2 separate regions of the Homo sapiens genome follow, and region 2 is linked to region 1. A link is an interaction called in ENCODE POLR2A ChIA-PET data of the cell type or tissue named here. Cell type or tissue: Panc1. All regions are shown on one strand. Each heading gives the region's core, and the rest is flanking DNA. Links, peaks and the distances in the headings are about the cores only.

The links. Peaks named below come from ENCODE experiments on the same cell type or tissue, not always from the same donor. Only the 100,000 strongest peaks of a DNase experiment are listed, where the experiment ranks them.
Region 2: POLR2A ChIA-PET joins it to region 1 with 9 read pairs; 2 of 35 experiments call an interaction of 5 or more read pairs at or near these places.

Annotation. Positions count from the first base shown.
Region 1 is chr7:28,803,266-28,810,838 of GRCh38, reverse strand. CREB5 (cAMP responsive element binding protein 5) reads right to left here. Exons shown (of 11, transcript NM_182898.4): 8 at 6,317-6,640; 9 at 1,425-1,652. Among named protein-coding and RNA genes, the nearest start is that of TRIL, 150 kb to the left of the region's middle. In Panc1, for the core only: a CTCF peak has its summit at 1,544 (motif pointing left); a DNase peak (open chromatin) is centred at 3,802.
Region 2 is chr7:28,318,935-28,326,507 of GRCh38, reverse strand. It overlaps a transcript of CREB5 not described here. Among named protein-coding and RNA genes, the nearest start is that of CREB5, 90 kb to the left of the region's middle. In Panc1, for the core only: no CTCF peak of the experiment used is centred there; no DNase peak of the experiment used is centred there; H3K27me3 peaks cover 229 bases.

The DNA.
Region 1 (7,573 bases), core at 1,141-6,140:
CATTTAATGAAACTGGATATGCAAAGGCTTTGGGGTTTGGCACCCTAACTGTTCCTTTCTAAGGATGCACAGAGAACTAGGTGTGGGAAGAAGATAAAAGTGACCTACCAATGCCTAGTCATTAACTCTTTTTATTTATTTTTTTGAGACAGTCTCACCCTGTTGCCCAGGCTGGAGTACCGTGGTGCGATCTTGGCTCACTACAGCCTCTCCCTCCTGCATTCAAGCCATTCTCCTGCTTCAGCCTCCTGAGTAGCTGGGACTACAGGAATGCACCACCACACCTGGCAATTTTTTTTTGTGTTTTTAGTAGAGACGGGGTTTCTGCACCTTGGCCAGGCTGGTCTCAAACTCCTGACCTCAAGTGATCCAGCCACCTCCCAAAGTGATCAGCCTCCCAGAGTGCTGGGATTACAGGTGTAGGCCACTGCGCCCGGACCCCATGAACTCTTAAAATGCAGTCTCACTATGTAGGGTAATTTCCTCCCTGCCCCACTCTCTTTGGCCATTCTCTCAGCTTCTGGAAGCACTGGAGTATAATCCACAACTCTTAATGCTATCCCTGGACTGTGGGTTGCATACATGTCTATTTACTTGCCTTTTTTTTTTTCTGCTGATAAATAGTGCACATATTTTTAACATTAGAACAAATGCTCTGAACTGCATCATTATAATCTATAAAGTCTATTGGAGAAGCCTGGGTACTAGAGTTCCTTCCTTTCCTCTTAGACACTCCCAGACACTTCTGGGCCTCATTATAAAATCTCCCCAGTTAAGACATTCATAAAAAGCAAAAATTAAGCAAGATTCAAATCTTGGTGAGTTGGCAAATGAGATGAAAACATGCCTTTTCTTTCAGAGCTACATAATGACCATCAACCTTTCTTTCTTCCATGAAACAAAAATAGAGATAATCAAGTATAAGCCAAGGCAACCCCCTCAACCTAGTGAATATAATTAATGAAAAGCTCCTTTTCAGCTGAAGGTTTGTTATGGGCCAGGCACTGGGCAACTGCTTTGGAGACATTAGTTTGTTTATTGCTCCTAACGTAACAACTCTATAAAGTTATTATTCCCATTCTGTAGAGGAAGAAACTGAGAGCCAGAGAGTTAAGCCTAGCAAGTAATTGCTGAACCATGGTTTGGATCTCTGTCGGATTAAAGCCTGTTCTCCCACCCCTACAACTTAGTGGGGTAGGTCCCCCCTTCTCAGAGCTTTGTGGGCAAATTGATTGAAAACTGAATGGTTAATTTTGTTTTGCAGGGTGTCCTGGAATTAATAAAACTCGAGGAGTGGGGCTGCGGCTCCTCTGTGGACTAAGTGTGTGGTATCACTGCTTAGGTCAACAAGTGCCTGTCAGGGCCGGAAATGCCCGTGGAGCAGAGGGCCTTTGAGTCGCGGGGAAAGACACCGTGGGCTGCACCTGAAGCTGCATGTTTGTCTGGGTGAGTTCTTCTGCTTTCTTTTCCAATGACATCACCCAGACCTTCCTCTTCTGTCTGCAGCGGGTGGCAGCTGCCCGGTTCCGTTCCAGAAATTTCCGCCGCCTCTCGTCCGGATCCTCGTCTACCACCCTTCGCCGGCGCCCCCCTGTGGGCTGGGGTGGCTGTATTGTCTGGGTTGGCTGCATCTGTTGTGTTGCTGGTGAAACCTGCTGGGCCAGAGAGGGAGGAGGTGATGGGGATAGGGAAGGACGTGGTTAGGTAAGGGAAGAAACCCAAGCTGATGTTAAAAAGCAAAGCACAGAAAGTCTATCGTTTCAGTCAGCATATGAGACTTGCCTCCTATGAATGAAACAGACGATGAAATCACACTCATGAAAGAAAAGGAAAAGCATCACTGACCTATATTCTATGATGTGTTGGCAAGATATAGGAATGACTCGTGAAAAGATGTAGTCAGATGGATTTTTCCCTGACAGGCATTTGGCCGAATCATGGTAGAGGAAACATTTATTTTTCTCCTTCAACTATTAAAAATGTTTTACTGACGGTGTGTTTAAAAACTTTAAAGTAAGGGCCAGGTGTGGCGGGAGGATCACTTGAGGCCAGGAGTTTGAGACCAGCCTAGGTAACATAGCAAGACCCTGTCTCTACAAAAAAAAAAAAAAAAAAAAAAAAAAAAAGGAAAAATTGGCCAGGCATGGTGGCGCATGCCTGTAGTCCTAGCTACTCAGGAGGCTGAGGTGGGAGGCTTGCTTGAGCCCAGGAGGTTGAGGTTGCCATGAGCTATGATCGTGCCACTGCACTCCAGCCTGGGCAACAGAGCAAGACCTTGTCTCTAAAACAAAAACAAAAACAAATGAACAACTTTAAAATAGCCAATGTATGGCTACAGGGTGAAAACAGAAAGGTCAGGGTTATTATCACAATATGGATGACTCATCTGTCATCTACAGAAAACCTCTGAGCAGGTTGTGGGCTCCTTTCATTCTAATAGTGGTAAAATTGTGTTCCTAACATACCTCTGGGACATCGTTGCCACTGTGACTCCTATGAAAAGAAGCCCATGAAGCCAGGAAAGCAGATGAAATCCTATTTTGACTATTACACAGTTCTTAATGCAGAGGACTAGCTGGACCTGCATACTCCAGCCGGGCCTGCCTGCCCCTCAGAGCGCTCACCAGGGTGAAAGGAGATCCAGGAGAGCTTTCTAGGTGATTGGGAAGCTGGGCCTTTGAAAGCATTAAATTGATGCCTGAAGCAGCACTGAGCCCTGTCACACTGTGTGTGTGTGAGATAGTGAGAGTTGCTTGTGCATTACCATACAGTTACATTAGAAGGAAATCCTGAGTGGCAAAGCACTTTATTAAAAAGTTTTACTATGCTTATAGAGTCCTTGCAAGGTCTGTGTGGGACTCAGCAACATCTAAGGCTTGGAGACCCCCACACATAGAGCTTTATTTCTATTCATAAGGCAGACACACAGCACCTTGTGAAATTTCTACACCTGACTCTTTTCTTTATATGTCTGGACACCTAATGCTTTCCCTCATGCACTTCACTCCTTCCTCCTTCTTCATTCTCAATAAAAGGTGTTTTTTTTTTTCCTCTCCCATTTCTTAGTCACTCAGGTTTATGACGGTAATACCTATAAAGTTGTTTTACAAGAGACATTTAACCTGCAGAAATAACAGGCCAAAAGTTTTAAAAATGAAGCTCAACAATCTTTTCTACCACATTGCAGCACTATGATTGAAATCAATCAGAATGACTGTAATTGCACTAATAATGGCTACTGGTTGACATCAGTTGACTGATGGTGATGTATTTTAATCCAAAACTCTATCAAACCATCTATGACTAACTGTAAAAGAATCAGGCCCAGGGTTGAGGTTGAACTGCATCTTAGTAATTTTATGCAAAGCAAAGACATTTTCTTTTTTTCTTGAGACGGAGTCTCTCTCTGTCGCCCAGCCTGGAGTGCAGTGGCGCGATTTCGGTTCACTGCAACCTTTGCTGCCCAGGTTCAAGCGATTCTCCTGCCTCAGCCTCCCAAGTAGCTGGGATTACAGGTGCCTGCCACCATGCCTGGCTAATTTTTGTAGTTTTTTAGTAGACACAGGGTTTCACCATCTTGGCCAGGCAGGTCTTGAACTCCTGACCTCGTGATCCACCCGCCTCAGCCTCCCAAAGTGCTGAGATTACAGGCGTGAGCCACCGCACCAGGCCAGCAAAGACATTTTCTAGAACTGTTTGTTTGTTGGTGACTCTTTTCCTCCCGATTATAGAGGAATAACAAAATAAATTAACTGTCTAAGGTCTTACTCATCAGAGTTGCTAGTGAAGGCGTCATCCTTGTTATTGGCAGGGGCTTAGCACTTGTCATTCCAGATGCTAATTCCTGAGCTAACTACTGCAAAGAAAAGCATTAAGAGGGAATGTGCTAACTGCTCGGATATTTTTGCCTTTAACTGTTTCCTTTTGTGAATTATAATCTCTTATTGCCAGCCCCAGACAAAACCCTCAAATAGGAAAAAATTGATTTTTAATCTCCATTGCAGGGACTTATCTTTCAATTCTGTATCCTCCTACCCTAAGTTTAATCAACCTGTAACCCATGATACTTTTCCTGTGCCTTCACCCAAAGGCATAAGTGACGTGGTTTCAGGTGTAATTAGGTTCAGGATTGATTAAGAGAAATTCCTTGAAACCAGCACTCTACAATCACATCCTTACATGCAGGAGGAGCACAAGAAGCCAGGAGAAAATGCAAATACAACCCTAAAACCAGAATTTGTATACCTGGTAATTATTGTCGCTTGTAATTTTATTTTTAAAGCAGAATTCTCTTGGCATAGATGCTCTGAAAATTTTGATCAAAAGTAATAAATTATAATTTCAAAAAGGCAGATTTTATTCCAAATCACCTTAGAATCTCAGAGTTCAAAGGATTCTATTCCTACTTTCAGATAATCATACAATTAAGCAAAATGGCAAGATCTCAGTAATCAGCCAAGTTAATACAATTTAAGAGTGGTATTTTGGGATACTGCCTAAATGATCTGGTTCAAATTTTAGCAAGACCAACCTGGGCTCTTTCTTTTTAGCATACAATTAAAAAAAGCAACTGTTCATAAAGCTAATTATAATAGCAATTAACTAATTGCATATACTATTGGCCACTTACTGACTTGAAACAGAGGGCAATTGGCTAATTGGTAATTAGCTAGTGAATGGCTTTTATATTCAAAGAATTGTTATATAACTTGCTCTGTGAAATAACTTGCCCATAAAGGCAACCAAACCTTGATGTTCTCGTTTCCTTATAAACTAAGTACAAATGTGAATCAATTTGCCCATCATTGACTTTGTAGTTTTTTTTTTTCTTTCTAAATACATGTTCTAGTATGGCGTTTGACTAAAAATGTGACTAAAAATGTTCTCTGGATAGCATTTGATTGCTATACAATTTGCTAAACTTCTACTGGTTTGGAATAACATATTTTGAACACTGTGTCAAGGGCTTTACAGAGATTCTCTTATTTAATACTCATAAGAGCCTAGGAGTTTAGTCTACTATTACCCAGCCCCATTTTACAGATGGGAAAACTGAGGGGTAGAGAGGTTGTTTCTGTTCACAATCACACAGTGAGGAAGGCAGGAAAAAAATTAAGGTTATCTCATTCTAATGCTCAATTCTTATTCACAATGTAGAACACCTCTAAGAACCTTGCAAAAGACAGTTTATCTAATGAATAGCTTCGAGAGTTGCTTGTGCCTGACCCATTCTGTGGATGGCTGTCCAGGTTTGGTGCATGTTAATGGAGGGGGGCTCAAGAGTTCAAAAAGCTGCCGGGTATAAAGTCACGTCTCCAGAGGCAGATGACAGAGGAGACAGTGAATAAGTGTTTTTTGGCGGTTCCATGCTTCCGACACCCTTCTGATTCAGCTGGTTGGAAGCTGGCAGTGTGGACTGGGTGGAAGGTATGGATGAAAGTCATTCTGCTTGAGGATCCAAAGTGTCTAGGCCCAGCCATGCTCCTGGACATGCCCTTCATCCACTTACTAAAACTCACTCCAGTACAGGACTCGCCTCTCTTCTTGGCCGTGGGTGACATAATGTCTGCCTGGTCCCCCAACCCTCTTTCAGTTTTGTCTAAATGCTGGCTTTCTTTGCAGCCACTCCTGGTGACTCTCACCCACTGGGATTTGGCCTTTCTCTTGGTCTGATCATCTACAGAACTTGGCTCTCTTTCTGTTCCCTCCAACGCATTTCTCATTCAGGGGGATGAGTCACCTCTCTTCACCATTTACACAGCACCTTACGCCCTAGCATCCATGATGGAGCTTCTTTGTCTGCCTTGAATTGTTACTCTTTAGATTTTTAACATTCACTGTTACTCAGAAGATTGCCTGTTGTATTTAACTTCCATTTTACAGGTGACAAAATTGAGTCTCTATGATGTTTTAAAACATAGCAGCTAGAACCAGGGTTAGAATTAACTCGTTTTTCTCATTCTTAATTCACATCTTTCTTCACAAGCTTAAGTTCTTCCTAATCCATTGATTCATATTACTTTTGAGAGGGGCTAACTTTCTGACACACTGCAAAAATAGATTTTGGAGAACTTAAAGTTTATGCTTGCCCTTAGAGACTAGACCTGATATTTTTTAGTGTATTATTTATAGAAATTATGATCTGGTAGGGTCTTATGGGTAAGGCTTGCCTCCTAGGAGATAAACAGAGCCCCTAGAATGTGAGATAGAACACCTGGGCTTGTCAAACAAGATTGCTGCAAATGACCCCAGCATTAGAGCTTGCACTGTTAAGAAGGAGAATAAGAAGGGGAAAGAGATCACGGAAAAGGTCTACCTGTGCTTGGTTGCCGGTGTGCAGGGGCGGATGTGGCGAGGTCTGGTGATGTGCTGGGTGTGCATGAAGGTGGGAATGGGAGTGGTGATGTGGATGGTTCTGCTGGTGATGGGGTTGAGGGTGAGGATGGTGTGCTGGGTGCTGGTGCTGGTGTGGGTAAGGGTGATGGGGTGGCAGTGTCTGGTGCTGATGCGGGTGCGAGTGCATGTGATGGTGTGGCGTCTGGTCCTGCCGGGAGCCCATCATCTCCATCATGTGTCCCATGGTGTTCATGTTCCCATTTGACATGGCAGCAGGGTGGTGAGTCAATGCAGCCTTCAACCTCTGAAACAGAACAAAAGGGAGGAGAGAGAACAACTGAAGTCAGTCATGTACATGATAGAGATTTAAAAGCAAAATGACTCACATTTTCAATTCTATATTTTACGATGCTATTGTTAATGTTTCCTACCAGTAGCTATCTTGCTACCAGTACAAGATAGCTTTTATATTAATTTCATATTTTCTTATATATCGTGGTCAGTAGGAGGGTCAATGTCAGCCAAATAGGTTAATTCAACTGTCAAAGCCAATGGGCAGGATATCCTATCAAGAATCATACATTCTACTAAAAGGTATTTCCTATTATCCAATCATGCATTATATCGTATCTACAACTGAATGCAAGCATACACCAAAGAGCACCATTCAATATGGTGATAGCACTGAACAAAGAGACTCCATCTGGTGTGCTACTGTATTTAATTTTTTTTTTTTTTTTTTTTTTTGAGATGGAGTCTTGCTCTGTCACTCAGGCTGGAGTGCAGTGGTGCGATCTCGGCTCACTGCAACCTCCGCCTCCCAGCTTCAAGCAATTCTCTGCCTCAGCCTTCTGAGTAGCTGGGATTACAGGCATCTGCCACCATGCCCAGCTAATTTTTGTATTTTTAGTAGAGATGGGGTTTCATCATCTTGGCCAGGCTGGTCTTGAACTCCTGACCTCGTGATCCATCTGCCTCGGCCTCCTAAAGTGCTGGGATTACAGGCGTGAGCCACCGTGCCCGGCCAGCCACTGTATCTTGTAAGAGTCACAAGAACAAATGCTCTTGCCTCTCAAAATATTTCTCAGACACAGAGAATAAATAATTTCAAATTTTAAAAAGTAGAGAGCTAATCTGATTTTAGGGCTTAAAATTAGAGTTAGTAATTTACAAGCTTCGGAGGTAATGTGTAGGTCTTTTCTGTTACCATGATTTTTCTTATGGTCCCTTCCAATAC
Region 2 (7,573 bases), core at 882-5,881, 480 kb after region 1:
AAAGTTATAAGTTGTTAATATCAAACAGCAGTGGGGCTGGAAGCATGGATTCCCAATTGGCATGAGCTTGTGTGAACCAGCAGTGCTGGGCCAAGGAGACAGTCCATGTAGGGAGATTGGCTACATATGGAGGGACTTAGCAAATAAATATATTAAGGATAATGGGAGCCAGGATTCTCACTGCTAGAAAAATAAAAAGCTATAAACATGGAAAGGAGGTTGGTTTAAAAAAGTATGTAGTATTAGGCTGGAACTGTGGGTATCAGTGTGAACTCATGTTTTTCAAGATAGATAGGTAGATAGATAGATAGATAGATAGATAGATAGATAGATAGATAGATAGATAGATAGATAATGTGTGTGTGTACCAGTTCTGTCTCCTGAGAAGGTCTAAAATCAATGACATCACAGTAACAATGAGTACATCTAGAGCCCATATCTTGGTTACTAAATGCCATCCTCCACTAAAAGGAATTAAAGCTCCTTGAAGAACTGATTCCAGAGAAAGAATAAAATGAGCCTGAAACATCTTTCTGTGGCAGAATATAATAAAGTACTCAAAGAATGACAGAGCTGTGTCAAAAGGACACAGAAGCCAGCTTGAAGGGATTCCTAATACCCAAGTTTGGAACAATTTGAGCATCAAAATGCATAATGCTAGTAATTGATTATAACCCATTGAATACAACAGGAATTCATTGCTACATAATGACATAAATAACAAGGGTGACATTTAAGTCAGCATCTGAGTGAGAAGAAGAAGCTGATCATATGGAAATCAGAGGTGTGAGCATTCCAGGCAGTGGGAACCTAGAGTAAGGGTCCCTTAGTTAAGATGACCTTGGCATATTAGAGGAACAAAGAAAAGGCCAGAGTGGCTGAAGTATGCATAGCAGGCACAGGAAGAATCATATGAGATAGATGGAGATGTTGACAAGGTCTAGACCAGGTAGGGCATAACCAGTGCAAGAAGGTCAGATTTTATTCCCAGCATCAAGGGAAGCCTTCGGAATGGTTTAAGCATGGTTTGATTTACATTTTTTTTTTTTTTTTGAGATGGAGTCTTGCTGTGTCGCCCAGGCTGGAGTGCAGTGGCACGATCTTGGCTCACTGCAAGCTCTGCCTCCCGGGTTCACGCCATTCTCCTGCCTCAGCCTCCCGAGTAGCTGGGACCACAGGCGCCCGCCACCATGCCTGGCTAATTTTTTGTAGTTTTAGTAGAGACGGGGTTTCACCGTGTTAGCCAGATGGTCTCGATCTCCTGACCTTGTGATCCACCCACCTCGGCCTCCCAAAGTGCTGGGATTATAGGCGTGAGCCACTGCGCCCGGCCTGATTTACATTTTTTAAACATCTCTCCAGTTGCTGTGTAGAGAAAGGACTATAAGTGTATAAGTGTAGAAGCAAAGAAATTAATTGAGAAGTTATTGCGGTTGTTCAGATTAGAAAAGATGACAGTATGTAGTAGAGTGATGCATTGGAGGTAAAAGAAGTGGGCAGTTTAGGGATGAGTTCTGAAAGAAGCGTTGACAAGTCTTGCTAATACATTTGACATAGAAAGGTAAAGAAAAGAGAACATCAAGATAGTTCCTAGATTTTTGGCTTCAGTAGCTAAGTGGATGACAGGGCTATTTACTGAGATAGGATGATTGTGAAAGAACCAGATTTGGGAGGGAAAGAAAGTATCAACCGTTCTGTTTTGACCATGGTAATTTGAGCTTCCTAGCAAACATCCACGTGAAGATGATGCCTGTGACAATTGGATATAGAAAATCTGAAAGTCAAAGCAAAGAGCTAGAGACATGGATTTGGGAGTCATTGGTGTGCAGATTATATTGAAGACCTTACGGTTGGATGAGATCACCCACAGGAAAAAATATTGCTTGGGATTAGAAGAGGGCTCAGGAACGTGCTCCAAAAGCCTCCAGCATTTACAGCTCTAGCAGGGAGGAGGAGCCAGTGAAGGAGACAGAAGGAATAGCTAGTGAGGTGGGAGAAAAACCAGGAGTATGTGGCATCATGAAAGTCAAGATATTTTTTTAAAGGCATATCAAAAATGAGGCAATATTATATAAAGTAAAACCACTGGACTTGAGAGCATGGAGGTAATGGTGCCTTGACATGAGCAGCTTCAGGAGGGGGAGTGGGGACAGAAACTCAACCGGAATGACTGAAGCAGAGAACTGAAGTGAGGGAGTGAAGATAGTGCTTACAGACAGCTCTTAAAGAAGGTTTGCTCTGAAGGGGCACAGAGAAATGGAGCAGAAGCTAGAAGGATAAAATGGGATCATGTAAGGTTTGTTTTATATTATGTTCTTTAAACAGGAGCTTTCAGGGCACATTTTTGGCTCTAGTTGTGTATCCCTTCGACCAGGGTTCCTCAACCCCCATAGGGGACCGCACAGCGTGAGGTGAGCGGTGGGCGAGTGACCAAAGCTTCTCTGTGTTTACAGCCGCTCTCCATCATGCACATTACCTCCTGAGCTCCACCACCTGTCAGATCAGCACGGGCATTGGATTCTCATAGGAGCATGAACCCTGTTGTGAACTGCATATGTGAGGGATCTAGGTTGCATCCTCCTTATGAAACTCTAATGCCTGATGATCTGTCACTGTCTCCCATCACTCCCAGATGGGACCATCTATTTGCAGGAAAACAAGCTCAGGGCTCCCACTGATTCTACATTATAGTGAGTTGTATAGTTATTTCATTATATATTACAGTGTAATAATAATAGAAATAAAGTGCACAATAAAGGTACTGCACTTGAATAATCCCGAAACCATCCCTCACTCTCCACCCAAAGTCCGTGGAAAAATTGTCTTCCATAAAACTGGTCTCTGGTGCCAAAAGGCTGGGGTTCACTGCCCTAGACAGAGTAGGGATGTTGGAGATACAGTGAGTGACACAGGAGGGGAGATACTGATAAGAGTTCAGGAGCCGAAAAGTGGTACAGAGTAAGAATAACTCCTTGAGAGGATGAAGGGGCACTTTGTTTATGACACAAGAAGGAAAGGAAAAGGGTATGGGTAGATTAACTGCTGAAAAAAAGTAAAAGAATTACTACCTAGTTGCTTCTATTTTTCCAATGAAGAATGAAGCAGGGTCCCAAGATAGGAACACGGAGGAAGGGAAGAGGAGAAGGGATAAAAAGAGTAATTTTGAAGCATGGAAAAGTGAAGTAAATAAGATTTGCTGCTACGTTGAATGTCCATTTGAGATTTGAGGGCAAGGATTTAAAGTGAGAACAGTCAGCACAGTTGTGGGTTTTTCTCCAACCAAGTGCAGGCACATAGTAGGTAGTTGTGGGTTTTAACCAGGATTGGGGCTCTCCCAGCCAAGTTCGGTGAGGGGAGGGTATGAAAGAATTAGGGTGCTAATGTTCCTAGTGACAGGGCATGGTCATTAAGCTGGATACAGAAGGAAATGAGGGCACTAAGGGAGGTATTAAAGTGCTGGTCAATGATTTGTTGGTGGTCAATTCGTCAACAAGGCAGAAGAATTACTAGTGAGTACTAGAGTTGGTTAGCTAAAGGACAGAGGGAGGGGACTAAGAATATGGTCTTAGGAGTGGATAATTATAGAAAATGATCATTGGAGGGGACATGGTGGAAGAACTGAGAGGCCAGTTACATTTAAGATTAAAAATTCATTTTGGATACACTGGATAAAGACAATGTGGCACATATACACCATGGAATACTATGCAGCCATAAAAACGGATGAGTTCATGTCTTTGCAGGGACATGGATGAGGCTGGGAACCATCATCCTCAGCAAACTAACACAGGAACAGAAAACCAAAACCAAACACTGCATGTTCTCACTTACAAGTAGGAATTGAACAATGAGAACATGTGGAGACAGGGAGGGGAACATCATACACCAGAGCCTGTCGGGGAGTGGGGGGCTGGGGGAGGGAGGGCATTAGGACAAATACCTAATGTATTAGGGGGTTAAAGCCTAGATGATGGGTTGATAGGTGCAACAAACCACCATGGCACATGTGTACCTATGTAACAAATCTGCATGTTCAGCACATGTATCCCAGAACTTAAAGTAAAACTTTTAAAATAAAAAAATTAAATTTAATTTTAAAAATTCATTTTGAAATTTGACAATATCTCAGCTTGCTAAATGGACTCTGCTTCCATGTTTCCCCTCACCTTCCAAAGTCTAAGATGATTAATTGGAAAAGAGTAAGACCTAAGGTAAATAAACAGAAAAACAATTAGACTACCCACTTAGTAAGTGGGTAGTCCTGAATTTCAAAAATCCGTTAATTCTGTTTTACCCAAGGAGCCAATTGTTCCTCACAGAACCCTTTTCTCAAGTAACACACTTTGGAAAATGCCCATCTAATGCTTTTGGGTAGAAGAGCACAAAGGTCTTTTTAAAAGCTACTTTTTTACTACATCTCTGGGGTAGACCAGTTGGTTAAAATGTGCATTTTTCTCCCTAAGTTTAATAAATGGATAAAATGAGTTACCTAATTTGTGTTCGTCTCACTAAAACTGATAATAAAATCCAATTTCTACATCTTAAGCCAAAGAATCACTTAATAACCAAAATGGGATTTCGTTGATTGCTAACTTCACATCTTTTCTGCTACTGTCAGTGCCAACTTCATGTATCTGACACAGGGTCCCACACTCAGAAGGGGGCCACCCCTTGGAGCATCGGCGCTCTGTGATCATGTTGAAAATTCTTAATAATTTTACCTTTGAATGTGTTTCTCCTAAGTGAAGTCCAGTGGAACAATGAAGTGTGCACTAGGGCTTGGGGCCTCTGCTCCTGTGCAGTCCCCCACTCACCACCTCCCTGCCTCCCTGGGATGGGTTCTCTGCCAACCCTCTCCTGCCCCTAGCCCAGTGATCTCTGTCACCTCACCCCTGGCAAAAGGCTGGACACAAACACAGCAAAGGGTGGAGTTGGGCGCACACTCACACACCAAATTTCGAGGAGGGACTCCAGGCACTTGTGAGTCTATACTTGCCCAGAGAATATACGTGCCTGAGAGAAGATGGGTCAATAAATAGCCAACAAAGAACCCTGTGATAGATTGGGTATGAGAGAGAGATAGAAGAAAAAGAAATGTTTTTTCCCCCTGATTTTTGGACAAGAGGCCCTGAAGTTTCATTTTGTCCTGTGCTCGACAAATTATATAGCCAGCCCTGGCCATTTCGCATGTACAATCATGCTAATAAAGAAGGACGAGGAGGAAGAGGAAAAGAGACAGAAAGAGGAGAAGGAAAAAGAAGAGGAGGATGAAGGGTACAAAAAAAAAGAGGATGAAGAGGCAAAGACAATGCTTGCATTAGGAAGCTAATACTTTCACAACACTTACTAAGTGTCAAGCAGTGTGTCCAAGTTCTTTACATGCTCTAGCGTGTTTAATCCTCTCTACAATCCGTTGAGACAAGTTCTATCATTGCCCCATTGTACAGATGAGGAGAGAGCAAGGCCCAGAGAGGTCAGGTAATTTGCCCAGGGTTTCCCAGGTAGTCAGTGGCAGAGCCATGCTCCACACCTAGGCCATCTTGCTCCCGAGTCCGTGTTCTCCTCTGCTCTCCCATTCTGCCTCTCTGCATTACGTATCAATTACATATACTTGCACCTGCACCTTGGTTTTTACATAAAACTTTCAGAATATGTATCCACTTTGCTTACATTTGTCTTTTCACTCATAAAATTTTCTTAACTTAAGAATTGTCTTCTGCTTTGGTAATCCACAGCTAATGGAAGTGCTGAATAATGTTGACTCTGTAGAGTGAAGTGGACATTCTTCTAATATTTAAAATGCTGTCTTTGCTTAAACAGACAAGTGTCGGCAAGCCTAATTTATTCACCCACCAATAATTATCTTAGCTGAGGATATGGGCCCGTACTTGGCTTGGAACCTTAACATAGAACAATCTCCACCATATTTCCTGTATTCCAGAACTAGATCTTTATGTAACACAGGCCAGTAGGATGCAGGCAGGATCAGGAGCTGCAATTCAGCAAAGGGGAAGGGAAGCCTGGTAAAGCGGAGCTTGAAGCTAGGCTCCTACGTGGTCCATGTTCTTATAGGTGTTTCTTTCCAAACTGCTGGCTTTTATCCCTGCAGCCACCAGCTTTCCTGGGTGGGATCCTCTGGCATTGAACGGCCCCTAGATTCCCTGTAATGGAATTATCTTCTCTTTGAGAAGGGCATTATTTTTTCACCAGTCATTTACACACTTTATAATTTGTGCCGACTACATGGGATTGGTGTTACATCAAGATTACATAAAAGCGGCCAGGCGTGGTGGCTCATGCCTGTAATTCCAGCATATCCGAGGCCGAGGCAAGCAGACCACTTGAGGTCAGGTGTTCGAGACCAGCCTGGACAACATGGCGAAACCCCGTCTCTACTAAAAATACAAAAATTAGCCAGGCATGGTGGCACGCAGCTGTAGTCTTAGCTACTTGGGAGGCTGAGGTATGAGAACCACTTGACCCCAGGAGGCAGAGGTTGCAGTGAGCCAAGATCACACCACTTCACTCCAGCCTGAGTGACAGAGCGAGAACTTGTCTCAAAAAATTTTTTTAAAAATTAAGAAAATTACATAAAAGAAAAAAAAACACTATTTGTAGCAAAAAGATTTATAAAGGGGAATGTTTTCCATGAGAATAAATATGAAAAAGCCTAGCCACCTTCCCAGCCTCCTGCCACCTAGAGTTTTCATCAATTAAACAAACACATTACCCCAAGCACATGGGATAACACTTGAAGCAGACCACGGAAATAATAAAGACACAGACTTCGGGGATGCTCACTCTACCCTTCTGGTGCTGCCTTTGGACTTGATGGGGAAATGGTGGGGCACTCTTGAGAAGAGTGGGCTGGGCTGTGAGCATGGGTAGAGCGGAGGAGTCACCTGCATCCACCTTCATCACCTCCAGATGAACACCGAAAGGCACTGTGTGGATGGAGGGCTAGAAATAGCATTTTCACAAATACTCCGAAGTCCAGCCTCCTCTTTATCTTTTGTTCAGAGAATAACAAAGAAAATACTTCCACTAGGAATCTTGGGAATCAAAGGACGACACACCTTTGCTCTCTTTTACCATAAAGCTACCCTGCAACTTGCCAACATTGAGGGGTAAAAATACTCCAACTTATGGGCAAAGGTATTCTATGTAAATGAGTGGCACAAGTGAAAGATAAATAAGATACACAGGAATTACTCTATAAGAGAAACAAGCCCTTTTTGCCCTTACTAGTGAGTTTTTCAGTTGCCCTTTGACCCACCGATCTTCTATACAGGCCATGTAATATGGCACACCTATTAGGAGATGCCATTTTCTTCCTTTCCCTCCACTGGAGTTTTTCCTTATGGCTCCCTCTCCTTCTCAAGCTGGGGAACAGGTCTCAAGGTACATTCTAGGCCCTGACCTTAAAGAAACCAGAAAAGAGTATTGGAATGACCCCATATGTCACTCCACCCACTGACTTAGTACATTTAACATACAGATAAGCGGGCTTCCTTTAGTCGAATTGCTTGAAGTGCCACAGATAGAATGTCAGTCCAGAATCAAAATCTATTGA